Regions from separate parts of the Homo sapiens genome. Here region 1 is linked to region 2. A link is a loop called in an ENCODE intact Hi-C map of the cell type or tissue named here. Cell type or tissue: prostate gland. All regions are shown on one strand. Each heading gives the region's core, and the rest is flanking DNA. Links, peaks and the distances in the headings are about the cores only. Region 1 has its middle 230 kb from the start of TBX3. Region 2 overlaps LOC105370003 (a long non-coding RNA gene).

Region 1 (2,920 bases), core at 227-2,726, 840 kb before region 2:
AATCTGGTCATTTGTGTCAACATGGAACATCACATTATTAAGTGAAATAAGCCAGACACAGAAAGACAAATACCATATGATCTCACATATATGTGCAATCTAAAAAATTTATGTCATAGAAGTAGAGAGTAGAACAGTGGATACCAGAGACTAGGAAGGGGCAGCAGGAATAGGGGAAGATGGGAGATATTGGTCAATGGGTACAAAATTGCAATAAGAGAGGAGAAACAAGTCCTGTCACTCTGTTGCACAGTGGGGTGACTATGGTTAGGAGTCAGGCATTGTATATTGTGAACTAGCCAGAAGAGAAGTTTTTGAGTATTCTCGCCACAAAGGAATGATAAATGCATGAGGTGATTTGATAATTATGCAACCTATAGGTATGTTAAAACATCAAATTGTAATGTATAAATATGTACAATTACAATGTAAAAAAATTTTAAAAACGTCTTTCATTTTCCTATAAAGATGATCTTCATCATGAATAAAAAAACGATCTTAATGTGAATGTGTATAGGTGATGCTGCAAAACTATGAATGTATCTAATAAGGGGTGCAGTCCTGGGGGTATATGACCATGTTGCCTTTCTAAAGTCTATGAAGTTCTGAATTCTGAAACCCATCTGGCCCTGGGGGTTCTGGATTAGAGATGTGGACCCACATCTCTTTTTATGGTTACTTCCTATTTATGGCAAACATTTAAATGTATATAGAGTAAGTCCATTTAAACCCCCCAAAATACATATATAATAATAAGAGGGTGCTCAGAGTTGGCTCACATTGTAGAGTGGTATAGAAATGACTGACGTTTGGGAAAGCTTGTCCTGAAGGATATTTTCCATCCTTTTAATGACCCCTCAACATTTTTTTTTCTTGTTTCTCACACTATTTTGTCATCACCAAGCCACCCCCTTACTACCTTCAAACCTGGAGCATCTTTGTATGTAATGGTGAATTAATGAACAATCCTGTCTCACCCATACAATGATAGGTGACTTCAAGAGCTGATTCGACATTCCTGACAATTTTAGAGACAACCTTTGAGGTCACTGAGGACTTGCATAGGAAGGGTTTTCCCTGGGGAACCTGGATGGGGGCCAGAGTCAGGGATCTCAGAGTTCTGGGTCCCAGGAACACTATCCATGGCTTCTAGGCCAGACTCATCAGAGTGCTGTGTTCTGAAAGGAGCTGGTTCAATCCTTTCAAAGGGCAATATCCCCAGCCCTAAGTAGTTCTTAAAACACCAAACAACATTAGCTCCCACAAATGAGGGAGGCTTAAACCTAAATCTGATTACAGCCGAGAGTGGCAAGGCGGCCAAGGTGCTATAAAGAAATTACGTTATTATGTCCAAGGGATGCCATTAAAACTCTGTTTACAAACCAAATGTGCCAGAGAGTGGGTCAGGGAAAGAATTATTAGCAACAAAGCTATTTGATCTCTTTTATGATCCAGTGAGTCATATCGCTCCATGATCTAGAAGGTGAATAATGAAAACCTCAAGCCTGTTGATTTATAAACAGGCCCAGAATTCTGTGTTCTTTAACCTCAGATGCCCTCTTAAGTGTGACTTACCCTAAATCAAATGGGACATCAGATACCACTGGGCTTCTCCCTCCTCCTGAGAGGTAATTGAAGAGGTGATTGGCGTACAGGGTGCATAAAATCCCTGTTCAAGATGATGGATAGCTTCGGGGGATGGGTCACCAGCCAGGACTTAGAGACACGGCTTTGTTTCTACATGCCTTGTATCTGCAGGGCTTGAGGCTCCGAAGCTGCTTTTGTTCAAGCTCCCGGATTCTCAGCTAACCAAGGAAAGGGAGGCTCGGGGGTCGATGTTAACACTTTGTCCTAATAGCCACGATTTTGCTCCCCTTTTCTCCCTCTGAGGAGGTTGTAAGGAGCAGGATCAATCTAGGTTTACATCGGAACTCCACCACTATGGAAAGCAACCTCAGGACAGTTGCTTCAGGCCTCTGAACCTCAGTTTCCACATCTGCAAAATGACACAGTCATGGTTGGAGCCCTTACTCTGTGCCCAGCACTAGGCTAAGGTGCTTTATATGTGGCACATGCCAGATTATTATTATTTTTTATTTTTAAAAATTTATTTATAAGACGAGGTCTTGCTACGTTGCCCAGGCAGGTCACGAACCCCTGTGTTCAAACAATCCTCTTGCCTAGGCCTCCCAAGGTGTTGGGATTACAAGTATGAGCCACCGAGCCTGGCTCCCAGATTATTTAAATCCTCACAATGATCAGACTAATCATTTATCTCCATCCTGCCATCTAACAGACACTCCTCTAAGAATTTTCTATCTATTTGTTTATTTCATCCTAACGGTAACTCTGTGAGGCAGTGCTGAGATCAGGGTCCTCCAGGAGCCGACCCTGAGACAGGATTTGAGTCTAAGTGGAGAATTTGAGAGGAGATCTCAAGAAGCATGTGCAAGGAAGTGGAGAGGTAAGATGGGAAAGGAAAGAAGTTCATCAAGTCTCAGCCCTCACCCCATGTCACCAGCATCCCTACTGTGGGCAACTCGGATGTGGTCCCTGTGGGAATCTGTAGGAAGGATGCACCCCAGGGCTGTCTCACCAAATGGCAAGGAAGTTGGGGTGATCAGGCCCCAACTCCAGTCAATCACAGTGCAGGGCTCCTCCAGGAGTCAATTTCTAGCAGGTCCCACATGCAGGCCAAATAAATCCCTCAGGCAAAGAATCGTAGGTACTCACGGTTACAGTCAGAAGCCATTGAATCGGCCTGCATGGGCATGGTGTAGGGAGAGTATGGGCCTAGCCCCATAACATCCACTACAGATCCACACTGAGGGGGACAAAACTGAGCCACGGAGATTTGAAGTGTCTTCCCTCAAATTTCCCAGCTGGCAAGTAGGAGGAGAGGGCCAGGTTCCATATCTAC
Region 2 (2,920 bases), core at 193-2,692:
AACCTCAAGTTTCCTAACTTCAGCCTCTTATGTCTAAACATCAAATTGTTATTTAACTATTAGCCGGTGTTAGACTGCCTGCCATTTTTTTTCTTTTGTTTTCCCTTGGATATTTTATATCTTTGCTGATCTTTCCAGCACATCACCTGAAACGTATATACTGCATTTTAATCCCAATGGCTGATGCTATCTCTGGATAAGCTGAATTTCTTTTTCAATGGGAAGGGTATTGGACGAGAGAGAAGAATCACAGAATAGCAGGGTGTTTGAGCTGAGAGAAACTGGGGATACAGAGAAAGTAAGAGAAAACACAGATGGAATGAAAAGCTGGAGAACTGGGATAGAAGGGGACCCAGAATTGTCAATGGATTTCTTTTGGTCTATGCCTAGAAATACATTAACTGTTAGGGAGTCTTCCCTTCAGGAAAGTCTCAGTTCCAGAATCAAATTATAGGACCCAACACATTGTCAAATATTTAAACCTCTAGTGCCATACCATTTGTAGATTTCGAGATCATTACTTTACTACTAGATTGTTAATTACAATGAAGTAATGGCAGACTGGGCTTGTAGATTTTATGGATGCCGCTTCTGTGTGAGTGATTGTTAATACTAAAAGCTTAAACTTTAACTGCATTTTAAGCATCTGGGACTGGAGCGAAAGCGGGAGCTGTGAGTAAATGCTTTCAGCAGGTATGTAGTTAGTTATTAAAATGGGCTTTGAAGCTCTCTTTTGGTGTATTTCTGCATATTTTAAGGGTCCAGGCCAAAAAGAAAAAAAACACTTTTTTTTTAATGCACTTAATTTGGATTTCATTGAATTTTCTTCACGCACTGATGTTAGGATATTTTGACAAATGTAATTCCCCAACCCCTCTGTATGAAAGAAAAGAAACTCTTTTTTGAAGAGATTTAGAAAGGGGAAGAAAAATCCTTTTTAAAAGGCTTAAGGGTAAGGAGGGGTAAAGCGAATAAGTGGTAGGGGAGGCTTTTATTTTCTAAAGCTCAAATTCCAAAGAAGAAGGACAGTCCACGTAAGAACTGAAACTAATTTACCTGAACCCTTTGTCACTGCCTGGCTCTTGACTATTAAATGATTCTTTTCAGTAGCCAATAAAACCAAATCAAAAGCATGTTTTGGATGGAGGGGTGGTGCCAGGCAATTCCCCCCACATGAAAAGCCAAACTATGCTGTGTTTGTTTTGGTTTTCCCCTAAGAGGATTTTCAGAGAAGGGGCTGGGGTTTGGGCCACCCTCCTTGGCCCCACTCCTATGAGGGAATATAGGGGACTGTTTCGTTCTCGTCCACGAAGCTAAACTGCCCATCGGTATTACCCAAAAAGGAAAGAGAAAGTGCCTGCCCTGCAGTCAGGTCTACAAACCCTGATGTTTTGTCTTTGTTTCCCTCTCAAAGGCTGTTTTAAGATCCCTGCCAATGCAAAGACTTGGGGAACTGTTTGTCACTTTTCAGAAAACAGCTCAGACTTTCTGGGCCTTAATATCCCTACCTTTAAACAGCACCGATATTCACTGCCTTCTGTCTTCGAAGATGCTAGAGATGTTGTTTTCAAAGATTTGGGAATCCTTAAAAGCAAAGAGCTACATAAAAATACAGAGATTAAAAAAAATGGCAGCCCACTTCTTTCCATTCCTGATGCCCAGTTTGGTTTGAATACGTAAGAATTCTGTAACAGTGCCTAATAACGATTACTAATAACAAAAGTATCTAACACAGAGTGGGCCTTCAATATTGAATATTTAACCTTAGTAGAGGTATTAGCCTTTCAAACTCTTCCCATCTTTAAACTGGAAGGGAATTTTTGCCCTATTTTATCAAGTAGTGGAAGACATGAAGATAAGACAGTTCGATAATTACAGTCCCCGGAATTTCCATGCTTGAACAAGGATTTGAGGTACCTTATTTCAAGTCTCTTTTCCAGACAATGAAATGCACCCAATTGAAAAATGGATGAACTAAAGCTTTTCTCTGCTCTCCCGTCCAAATTAGATTGGTTACTCAATTTGACTGAGTGCTTAGAAATTAGTCAATAAGGCAACTAATTAATAATTTGACTGGGGGGAAAAAGTCAATTTCTCAGCCGCACACAGGCACAAGTCTGAGGGCTTCCTGAGGCACCTCGCCACATGCCTCCAGCAATACCTTGCCGCATTGAAAATCTGCAGGCTGAGTTAAAAAGGGAATCCTGGGTTCAGTTCACTTTATATTAGGCCTTTACTTCTAGTGGAATAGCATAGTAGAGGAATATGATGTGCAGAGAAAAAAGCAGTGAGAGATAGTTAATACAAAATAGAATAATATATTGTATATATTGTATGTAATATATATTTATAAACTACATTGCAAAAAAATAATAATATGGTCTTATAATCATGATGTAGCAAGTATTTATTATGTGCCAGGTATTATGCTAAGTAAGCACTCTGAATACATTATCTTATTTAATCCTGTGATCACACAATGAGGTAGGTACTATGATCCCCATTTTACAGGTAAGGAAACCGAGGCCCAGAGAGCTGAACCACTTACCAACCAAGAAAAAACAGCCAGATTTTGAAACCAGATTCACGGATCCCAAATCCTGTTTTCCAATTCTTCTCTACAAACACGGGGAAAATTAACCAAGGGACTCATTGCCAATTTTCCGCCTGCGCAGAGGAAAACTGGCATCCTGGACTAACCCTAATTTGGTATGTGGCCAGGGACAAGGCATAGTGAGCCTCAGGTTCCCATGGACAAAACCAGGAAGGTCCTCTAGCAGTGGCTTCATAAAATAGCCTTATCATTTAATGCATCTGGTTCTACCAAGAAACATGTTTTTTAAGAAAATATCACATTAATTAAGAAAATATCTGGTTGTATTCAGAAGATGGCAAAACTTGAAAAGACACTAGGATTTTT

Evidence for each region. A loop is a pair of places that touch in the nucleus more often than their neighbours do. Peaks named below come from ENCODE experiments on the same cell type or tissue, not always from the same donor. Only the 100,000 strongest peaks of a DNase experiment are listed, where the experiment ranks them.
Region 1: a loop joins it to region 2, with 4 times the contacts of the local background. A loop is called at or near these places in 3 of 110 quality-filtered maps.

The regions. Positions count from the first base shown.
Region 1 is chr12:114,912,999-114,915,918 of GRCh38, forward strand. No RefSeq gene overlaps it. Among named protein-coding and RNA genes, the nearest start is that of TBX3, 230 kb to the left of the region's middle. In prostate gland, for the core only: no CTCF peak of the experiment used is centred there; DNase peaks (open chromatin) are centred at 1,453 and 1,543; H3K27ac peaks cover 1,567 bases.
Region 2 is chr12:115,757,744-115,760,663 of GRCh38, forward strand. All of the region lies in intron 1 of LOC105370003 (a long non-coding RNA gene), which reads right to left. Among named protein-coding and RNA genes, the nearest start is that of LINC02463, 130 kb to the right of the region's middle. In prostate gland, for the core only: no CTCF peak of the experiment used is centred there; DNase peaks (open chromatin) are centred at 604, 1,328 and 2,688; H3K4me3 peaks cover 1,772 bases; H3K27ac peaks cover 2,500 bases.